Linked DNA regions of Homo sapiens: region 1 is linked to region 2. Evidence: read pairs that join two places in POLR2A ChIA-PET (ENCODE). Cell type or tissue: MCF 10A. All regions are shown on one strand. Links, peaks and the distances in the headings refer to the core of each region. The heading gives the core; the rest is flanking DNA.

Region 1 (5,345 bases), core at 1-5,000, 93 kb after region 2:
TCAAAAAAAAAAAAAAAAAAAAAAAAAGAAATACCGATTAAATGACTGAATGACCTTCATCTCCACTCCACATCTCTGGTTTACTGCTAGCTTTTGACCCTGACAAACCCTGTACTTGGCTCTCTGTCTTACCCAGCACAAATCCTGTCTTCCCAGACCACCATCACTATTCTACTCTGCGACACAGAGTGCAGGTCATGAGTGATAGAAAACTAGGGCCACCTGCAGTAAAGCAGAGAACAGAGCACCTGGGCTGCAGACCTAGGCAGAGTCAAGACCATAAGAAATGGAAGAAGGCCTGAGATAAATGGGAGCAGGGCCAGACCACCAGGCAAATTGGGCAGTGGGACTGTGCAGCTAGGAACTCAAAAGCTGATTAGTTTTCAAATCCTTCACATGGCATTTATTTAATTAATGGACACTGACTGTCTGTTTCTGAGGCTGCAGGATTCTTTTCCCCCTTTAGTGAAGTAACATTGTATGATGAATACTTTCTTGCAACTGAGTCACTGCCTATTTGTTTCTTTGTGCTTTTGCTACTGAGTTCACATGAATTATGATAAGCTTATTTTACATGATTGTAAGGGGCTGGTAATTCTCAGCAATTTCAAGAATGAAACGTTCACAAAGACTTTCAAAACAGTGACATGACATGGTTTGGGAATTCAAAATCACAGTTATTGAAAACATTATTTGATTTATTATATTTTACATTTTACATACAGATTATAATTTATGTTTAAATAATGTACTGCAGGGAGATGGAGCTGGGCAATTTTACCAGGCAACCAAGGTTTAGGGGGCTGCTAGACTTTCAAAAGTAAAAATGAGTTGCTTTTAACAACAGCTCCATGATTTCACCCTTGAATTCCTTTAGAACTCTTGGATGAAGGCCAACCTGTCCCTGTGATTTATCCATATCCAGTTTGTCAACTCAGTCTAGAACATTCTGTTCATTTACTACTTTTTGATCTAGTACCTCTGCTTCTAAAGATGATTTTGATATATTTTTCTGAAAAGACCAAGGCAAATAATTTATTGTGTCTGCTGGCTCCCTTTTCTATCGCCCAAGGAGTATTCTGAGCATCTGCAAAGGTTCTGCTGGATCTTTGCCTGGTTCCTTCACTTTGATTCCTATAAAAGTCTCTCTTATTTTTGCTTTAATGTCAGTTTCTTATAGAATGCTCCTTAAATTATGTGTGAACCTTTTTACTGGGCTTTCTAGGTGGGTTTCTCTGGTTTTCCAACTGAACTTCCTATTTTTTTCAAAGATGTCTCTTCCTTATTGAAGTCTCTTCCTTATCTTTGCCTTGCTCCTTCACTTCGATTCCTATAAAAGTCTCTCTTATTTTTGCTTTAATGTCAGTTTCTTATAGAATGCTCCTTAAATTATGTGAACTTTTTTACTGGGCTTTCTAGGTGGGTTTCTCTGGTTTTCCAACTGAACTTCCTATTTTTTCAAAGATGTCCCTTCCTTATGAAGGAATATGCTCTTCCTTGAGCAATTCTCTTTGCACTGTATCTGTAAATAATAATTATGATCCCAACCTCCAGAGCTATAAGGGCAAAATAAATTAAGGAACATAAAGGATTTCACACAATACCTGCCACAAAGAAAGTGTTTAGCGTCGGTTGTTTCTTCTTACTTTATTGGACAAAGAAGGTGGGGTAGGGAAAAAAACCTAGTTCTTCTCACCCGTGCCTCTCAAAATGATTTTTTGAATCCTGTCATATTTTGTGTTTCTGAAAAGGTGTTTGGCAGTTAACCTTTTTTAAAAAAAATTCATTGACAAGATTCTTGAGGTTTATTGACTATTTTTCATAATTACTATTCATGCTTTTAAAATTCTCGTCAGGTATACATTATCTTGGTTTTCCGTTCCTTGCATCAGACCGTTAATCTTACATTTCTTAGGGTTATTAAATTACAGTGGCTCACACACAGACACCTCCCTGTACCTTCTATGGTATTTCTTTTTCTTTTCTGCTATAAAATCATTAGCACAGGAAATGATCATTTGTCCTAGTTCATTCCAGGGAGGTATTTTGCCAATCTACAAGTGAATAAACACTCTCATTATTGCTAATTGGCCTGATTTTTTTTTAGCTTGGCCAGTCCTATTCCAGTTTCCAGCTCAATCTCATTATCCTTGTCAGGTGGCCCATAACCCCCTTCTATTGCTATATTTTCCATTAACTATTGACTATTTCCCTATTTCCACCCACTGGGCCTCTCCTGATGGCATTTTTATGCTGAAGCTCCTTGGATTTCTTCACTACTCTAATACTCTGTTTCATGACCCTGGCTTCTTACTCTTCATTGCCAACTATCTCAAGAGCATTTTCAATTCCTAAGAAACTCAACAGTCTTTTTTTCTTTATACCCCTGTCTCCTGCTGTCACTAGAATCCTCAAATTCCACCTGTCTCTTAGGTACTGTAGACTATAGTTATATAATGAACTATAGTTATCTTTCTCTCCCCTCTCAATCTACTCCTCACACCCCAAAGAGCCTCAGAAGCTGTGTTGTAACCAACTCTGCAGGTGTTGCTTAGGCATACGAAAGTTTGAAAAGCACAGATCTAAAGCATTGTTTACTGCTGAGGGAAGAACTGAGTGTTAAGATGCCATGGAGGAGGCTTTTCATTGTTTACCCTTTTTGTACTGTTTGAATTTTTTTCAACCATGCACATGTCTTACCATTTTAATAGAAATAAAAAGACCAAACAAGTAAAACCTTCATCAAGATCACATTAAGAAGGAAAAGATAATCCATGGCGACTGTTCCCAGATGTTTCTGGCAATTGTTCCTCAATTGTTTACCTGAACAATTTTCCCTCTCTCCAAAATGACAGATAAGGAGAAAAAAGACAGAATGAGGATAATGTAATACACTGACAAAAAATTATATATATATTTTTTGGTCTTCTGAAAACATTTGAGGAAAAGCATTTGTAACAATAGCTTGTCTAGATTCCTCTAAAATAGAATGGACACAGCACAATTAAGAGTCTGCATGTTTTAACTCTTGGAATGATTTTCTTTTCCTAAAGATTACAGCTATTCTCACACCTTCTCAAATTGAGGCTCAAGCCAACCTTACTATTAGCCATCCCACTAAAAGAAAATACAATGGTTAAAATGCTAGATTAAAGTAACACAAAACGCAAGAGACTGCTGCCAGTCTGTTTCCAAAAAGAAAAACAGGACGACATAGGCTGAAAGGGCTCACCGAACAAAAACAAGAAGAACCACTGAGTGCATAGACCTCGTCCCACTCAACCAAAGCTGGAGAGTCACAGTCCCCTACATCTAATGAAAACATTTGATTTCCAATAAATTAAAGTGATCAGGAGTCCCTGCATCTATCCATCTACCACAAAGACCACAGACATTCACTTCTACCAAGACACCCCGCACCTTCCATAAGGAAGGAGAGATGCCAAATGCCCCCTTTCCACACAACTTTGGACAGGAAAAATGAGCCTGCGTCAGGACACGGACACAATTTCTCATGTTATTTTTCTGAGGGTTGTTATCCATCTCTCAGGGTTGTAGAAGGAATGAACACTTAATTGAAATTTTTAACCCTAACACTCATAAAACATCATATGCTCTTGAAAAGGATTATGGAAATTCGCAGATAGAATTATGTGAGCCATTTCAAGAGTAGTCTTCATAGCTTGAATTCCTTAAACACAGTACTTTGGGATGAAGTTAGCCAAATACAGAGAAACAAAACAGTTTTCAAGTTTTATTCTGGGTTATTTTTAACTCCTTTTTTTTTTTAAGAAAAGCAACAGAATTTGGAAATGAGTTGGTGGTGAGCAGAAAACTACTCCTTTCAATGACCTCTTCTTCAGCTAATCTTATCAAAGGTCTAATATCCTTTTAATGTTTATAAGTAAATGACCACTCAGATAAACTGCATTACCTTTCCCAAAACTATGGACATTTACACTGAAAATTTTTTAAAAAGCATATTTGAAACACCAAAAAACATGTAGCTCATTTTAATCAGGGATGCTATCAAATGTTTGCATTTAACTCCTGAGTATAGTTTTTTCCTCTTAGAAAAAAAACTATAACTACTTCAGGATATTCCTTACTAGTATTATAATCACAAAAGCCAAAAGGTAAAAAAGAAAGCAACAAACCAAATCTGCAAAAAGAAGAGCAATTTATTCAAAAGCGAGTATCCTGAAGAATATAAGTGAGACGTTTTCATCACATTAAATGTTGATACATAATATACCATAGGCCATTGCAAAAGGAATGAAAACAAACATCTAATAAACTCTCAGGATACCTATCGAGATCTTGTAGATTAACATGCAAAAAAAATCTCAAAGCTGAATTGCACAGCAAGAAAAATAATTTGTATCTCTATAGTTAAACATTTTAGGTTAAAACATTTTAGAAACTTTCTTAACAAGGAAAGAAACTTCTCTGATCTTCTTTGTAAAATGTCTCAGAGGAATTGTATTTTGGCTAACACTGCACAATGGTGCTAGTAAAGAAACAGTCCCCAGGATTCCATGCATTAAGAACACTGGGGGATTTCTTAGACAACAAGAACCCTTACCTGGTCTTCTTTAAGCCTCCAGCATCCACATCCATCCTTTAACAAGGTAAAATTGGGTACCTCAGAGAGCGGGAAGAGCCAACCAACCTTCAAGACAGCTGAGAGCGTGCAAAGCCACAGCTGACAGCCTGCTTCCCTCTCCTGGGGCTCTCTGCCTAAGAGGCTGCACAGAAACCAAGCCTGGTGCCAAATCTTAATCCCTTTGCAGAATCTCACGTGGAGCTGCCTCACCTCTTCCATTCCTGCAAAGTCTCTTCCTGCTGCACTTCCTTCTGAAACCATTAATCACCACGACCCACTGAATGAAGCCCAATCTCAAATCACAGTGAAAAATCCTGCAACGTGCAGGGTGATGAGTGTTTACATTAGCTGAAATGAAATGATGTAATACCCAGAATCGAGGGAGGGCTGCGATCCAGAGTCAGGGCATTGCAAAAACCTCTGTGAAACATAACTTTTCTACATTACAAAAAAATGTCCTTGCGTTTTAGTAATCTGGCTTCTGTAAATTTAGGATTACTTGGATTTTTCTGATCTCATCAATTTGTTTTCCAAATAGAAATTCAGAACTTCCCAATTACTCACTGTTTTAGTCAAGTTTAAAAAAAAGGGTAGCAAATAGAACCCAAAGTGTATACATGTGCAAAGAACCCAGTATCAAGGGAATAATAATAGAAGGCAGCCATCCAGGTATGTGGGCACCTGCCATGCTGCAGAATAGCAGAGCCTCCCAAGGGTCTAAGTGCCTTCAAAGTAAAGA
Region 2 (5,384 bases), core at 114-5,113:
CAAATTCTGTAGCCTTTCATTACTTATTAATTATTATCATTTTTTTAGCCCCATGTCTTAATTTATCTGTAGCCTCTCTCTCAGTTTTGTTATTTGTAAAATAAAGCCATGGCTCCCACCTTTCAGGGTTGTGTAAAAGCTAAATGAGATTAGGGTTGTAAAGTGTTTGGCTCAGTGCCCAGTGCAAGGCACAGGATTCACAGCAGCTTCATCATCACTCTCTCCATCATTATCATCATATCAACGAATGCGAGAGAAATTAGATGTCCTCAAGTAGCTAATTGTCAAATTAAGTTTTTTTCCCTTTTGATAAGATAATTTGACTTGCATATCAATTATGTATCTTGGTTTTAGGAAGAGGTTTCACAGAGGAGACACAAAATGGAGAAACATTTGTTGGATGATTGTAGAGTTAAGGAGATTCACATCCAGTTGAAAAAATGTTCTGTTAGGCCAACCCGATGAATAGTCTCTAGTGACATGCCATAAGGCTTTCTATTAATTCCTATTAGATTTGACATTTTTACCAACAATTTGAACAAATATACATGGCACATATTTATCAAATCTGAATATGAAAAAATCTAGAGTGTTAGTTAATTCAATACAGAGCTGAATTAAGATTCAAAATTATTTTGATAGGCCTGAATGCCCCAAAATTAAAATGTAGTAGACTTAAATATAAAATACTATGCCCATGTGAGAAAATAATAAATGAAACAACCTATGCAGAGAAATGATGAGCTTGATGGCTGTTTATATGATAAAAGTCTAGCAGTTTTAGTTGATCATCAACCAGGCTAATAATTAGAGCTAATAGAGAAAAGCAATTAATTTAGCAGGAATTAAGAGCGGAGAATTACCCAATTGAGAGAAGGAAGAGACTCACTGTTCAGAACAGATGAGGAAGCCCCATTTTTACCTTTTGCCAGATGACGTAAGTTCTGAAGATATGGGGAATGTCCAGCCTCAAGAGAACCAAACCAAAGGAAGATATAATTTTTACTATTCCTCCTGGGGACTGACAAGTGGAATTTGTAAGGAGAAAGAATTCCGCCTGTTTTAAGGAAGACTGTTAAAACAAATCGAGCCGCATCCTCACAATGAGTTTGTTGAAATGGAGCGAAGTCCGTCTTCAAAAGTTTTTAGCAAAAGCTGGGCAAGAAGCTGCAAGGAAGGGATTCTTACATTTGGTGAATGACATGAGTCCACATTACCTCCAAAACTTCATCAGTGTGAAAGTTCAGAGCTGTGCCTGACAAAAGCCTTCCCAATCTCCAAAGCTCTGAAGCCTTTGGTCATCCTCAATGGAGATGTGCCTGTGTGATCTCCCTCTTCAAATCTCATGGCATGCACAGTCTTTATCTCTCATTCTGCACAAATCACACTAGTTACCATTTATTGAGAACCTATCCTGTACTTGATTTTATATATGTTATCTTGTTTAAGTGTCCCCATAACCATGTGAAATTAATTAAATTATCCCACTTCATAGATGAGAAATATGAAGCTAAATTCTGTTTTTTAAATCACTCACTTGCCCAGGGTCCCACAGTAAGTGGCAGAACCCCATGTTCATGCCCAGACATTTTTTTTTCTTTTTAGGTGGAGTTTCACTCTTGTGGCCCAGGCTAGAGTGCAGTGGCACAAACTCAGCTCACTGCAACCTCTGCCTCCTGGGTTCAAGTGATTCTCCTGCCTCAGACTCCCAAGTAGCTGGGATTACAGGCACACACTACCATGCCTGGCTAATTTTTTGTACTTTTAGTAGAGACAGGGTTTCACCCTATTAGCCAGGGTGGTCTCAAACTCCTGATCTCAGGTGATCCACCTCAGCCTCTTAAAATGCTGGTTATTACAGGCGTGAGCCACTGTGGCCGTATGCCCAAACTTAATGATGGAATTATACTCTTTCCTCTTTCTACTAACTCATGGCACTTCTCTAACCATGATCTCTTACACAATAGTTCATGCCTGGCATTGCTTTATCCCCTTTTGTGTATATTTATTCATTATTTTATGTCTTGTATGCCTTGAACTAGATTGTAAATTCCTCGAACAAAATGACCCATGTCTTGCTTTTCTTTGTATTTCTAACAGTACCTAATAGGATAATTATTTACACTAATTAGCATTATTCATAAAATACTATTACACATCTACTATATAGATGGTACCATGCATAAAAACCAGAGATATAGCAATGAACAAGTTAGAAAAGTTTCTAGCCTAAGGAGATAGAAAAAAAAAAATAAGCAAGTCAAGTTCCCTGGCTCTTGAGCTAAGACATGACCAAGGGAAGGCAGTAGCTGTGATATGGTCTGAGAAAGAAGGTCTTTTGCAGAGGCAACAACAACTGCAGAGGCTATGTACAGAAAACTAACTTGGCATGTCCAGGGAACAGAATGAAAGGTTGTGTGGCTAAAACAGAGCCAGAGAGAGGGGTGAGTGTATAAAGTTAGGTTGGAGGGCCGGGCGTGGTGGCTCGTGCCTATAATCCCAGCACTTTGGGAGGCTGAGGCAGGCAGATCACCTAAGGACAGGAGTTCAAAACCAGCCTGGCCAACATAGTGAAAGCCTGTCTCTACGAAAAATACAAAAATTAGCTGGGCATGGTGGCAGGTGCCTGTAATCCCAGCGACTAGAGAGGCTGAGGCAGGACAATCACTTCAACCCAGGAGGTGGAGGTTGCAGTGAGCTGACCGTCGTGCCATTGCACTCCAGCCTGGGCAACAAGGGCAAAACTCCATTTCTAAATAAATAAATAAATAAAGTTAAGTTGGAGAAGTAGGCAGGAGCAAAACCATGCAGGGTCTTGTTATCTTGGATTTTATTTCAAACGCAAAGGGGGGCCGTTGAAGGGACACTTAGCAGGGGAGTTACCTTTATGCTTATAAATGATCACCCCGATTGTTGGGTGGAGAATGGATTATAGCATTTGTCAGCATGAAAGCAGTGCTGGAGATAAGTGCAATGATGGCTGGTTTCAACCTAGCTTAGCAGATGAAATACTAAGGAATAGGCCAATTCAGGGGGTATTTTGCAAGTAATGCAAATGAAACTTGCTGATAGTTTATGCTATGGTTTGGATGTTTGCCCTGTTCAAATCTCATGTTGAAATGTGATCCCCAATGTTGGGGCCTCGTGGGAGGTGCTGGATCATGGGGTGGATCCCTTATGAATAGCTTAGTGCCATCCCCTTGGTGATGAGTAAGTTCTCACTCATTTAGTTCACTCAAGATCTGGTTGTTTTAAGAGTCTGGGACATCCCCCTTTTCTCTCTCTTGCTCTCATTCTTGCCCCATGACGTGCCTCCTCCTGTTTCACCTCCCGCCATGAGTAAAAGCTCCGAGGCCTCACCAGAAGTGGATGCCAGCACCACATTTCCTGTAAAGCCTGTAGAAGCATGAGCCAATTAAACCTCTTTTCTTCATACATTACCCAGCCTCAGGTATCTCTCTATAGCAATGCAAGAATAGCCTAGTACAGTTTAGATGTCAGGGTTTGAGGAAAGAGTAAATCAATCAAACTCTGGTTGATGGCCTGAACACTTCAGTTGACACTGAAGCTGCTAAGTGAGATGGGGAGGGCAGCAGCACTGGGTGAGGGGGGAAGGTCCTGGATGGTATGTGAATGGTGTGGAGGGAGAAGTTAATTCTATTTTGGCCATATTTGAGATGTCTTTTAGACATGACTAGAATGTAAGCTCAGTGGGGCAGGAGCTTTGTCTGTGTTGTTCTGTGCCATATTCCCCATGCACAAAACAGCATTTAGTACAAAAGTTGGTACTGAAATCTTGTTGAACAAAAAAAGCCAAGGTGAGGCATTGAGAAGGCAGTTGGATTTATGAATGTTTAAATCTTTTGGGCAAATGCAGATCCTCAGTAAAGCATAAATACATTCCTCCTTGGCTCTCACATGTGCAGTAAAAATCTCTAAAAGTGGTTTTTCAAAGAGCAGAATTAAACATCCTAATAGGGTCAGCTAATGCCGTCCTGAAAAGAGGCTCAAAATCCTAATCTCTGACCAAAGCTGACCTGATCTTTCCCACAGTGTTCAGAGTCATTTAAGTGATCTGATGGCAAAGGCCTTGAGGAACTGCTGCAGTGCTTCTCTGGGTCATGTTTATTATTTTTAATAGTAATAACACTGCTCACATAGGTCAAAATTCCTATTCATCTATTTGCTGATTTCCACCGGATCCATTATTGTTTCTACCAGTCTCAGGACAGAGGTGTTAACTGATACCTGCTTTAAAACAGAATTAAACATGTCTCCAATAAGTCAATGGCTTTGACAGTTAACTTTCTGGGCCAGTTAAATTCTAGAGACACAATGTGAGCTTTAAGAAGGAGAACTAAGAATTAAGATAGCCTATTATAGTAATAAAATAGTCTAAATATTAAAGGTTTCAAAATCACATCCTCCATTTTGTAGTACTATGAGCAAACAATGAAAAAAATACAGAAAGAAAGGAAAGAAGAAAAGGAAGGAATGAAGGAAAGAAGAAAGAAAAGAAATGAAGATGGGGCCAGGCATGGTAGCTCAGGCTTATAATCCCAGCACTTTGGGAGGCCAAGGCAGGTGGATTGCTTAAGGCCAGGAGTTTGAGGCCAGCCTGGCCAACATGGTGAAACCCCATCTCTACTAAAAAAAAAAAAAAAAATTATCCAAGGGTGGTGGTGCACATCTGTGATCCAGCTACTCGGGAGGCTGAGGCACGAGAATTGCTTGAACCTGGGAGGCGGAGGTTGTAGTGAGCCGAGATCATACCATTGCACTCCAGCCTGGGTGACAGTCAGACTCTGTCTCAAAAAATAAAATAAAATAAAAAAGAAATGAAGGCAGGGAAAACAACCCATTACATTTATTTAAATGTACGTGGAACAATTCTCAAGTATCTGCACTAATGGATGACCCCAAAGATAGAAACCATTTTCCTCCTGTTTCAAAATGAAGTCCTCCATGGCAGTACTATGAGCAAAAAATGAAAAAAAAAAAAAACAGAAAGAAAAGGAAGGAAGACATTTTCCTCCTATTTGCTTTGGGATACAGCTTTGTTCTCTTTGAGTACTGCTGTGACTGATGTTCTAGAGCAGTGATTCTCAACTATTGGTGTGTTGGTAGCATCAGCGTTATCTCGTGAAGTTATGTTTTTTCCTTTTTGTTATTTTAAATTTTAGAGAAAGGGTCTCACTCTATCATTCAGACTGGAGTATAGTGGCATGATCCTACCTCACTGCAGCCTCAATTCCTGGGCCCAAATGTTCCTCCCACCTCAGCCTCCCCAGTAGCTGGAACTACAGGTATGCACCACCATGCCCTGTCAATTTTTTAATTTTTTGTAGATACAGGATCTTGCTATGTTGGTCTTGAACTTCTGG

Evidence for each region. ChIA-PET counts read pairs that join two places held together with the same protein. Peaks named below come from ENCODE experiments on the same cell type or tissue, not always from the same donor. Only the 100,000 strongest peaks of a DNase experiment are listed, where the experiment ranks them.
Region 1: POLR2A ChIA-PET joins it to region 2 with 6 read pairs; 2 of 35 experiments call an interaction of 5 or more read pairs at or near these places.

Annotation. Positions count from the first base shown.
Region 1 is chr10:94,088,617-94,093,961 of GRCh38, reverse strand. The region is part of intron 2 of PLCE1 (phospholipase C epsilon 1); the gene reads right to left. All of the region lies in intron 6 of PLCE1-AS2 (PLCE1 antisense RNA 2), which reads left to right. Among named protein-coding and RNA genes, the nearest start is that of PLCE1-AS2, 18 kb to the left of the region's middle. In MCF 10A, for the core only: no CTCF peak of the experiment used is centred there; no DNase peak of the experiment used is centred there.
Region 2 is chr10:94,181,715-94,187,098 of GRCh38, reverse strand. All of the region lies in intron 4 of PLCE1 (phospholipase C epsilon 1), which reads right to left. Among named protein-coding and RNA genes, the nearest start is that of PLCE1-AS2, 76 kb to the right of the region's middle. RefSeq lists an enhancer at 3,371-3,440. In MCF 10A, for the core only: no CTCF peak of the experiment used is centred there; a DNase peak (open chromatin) is centred at 3,218.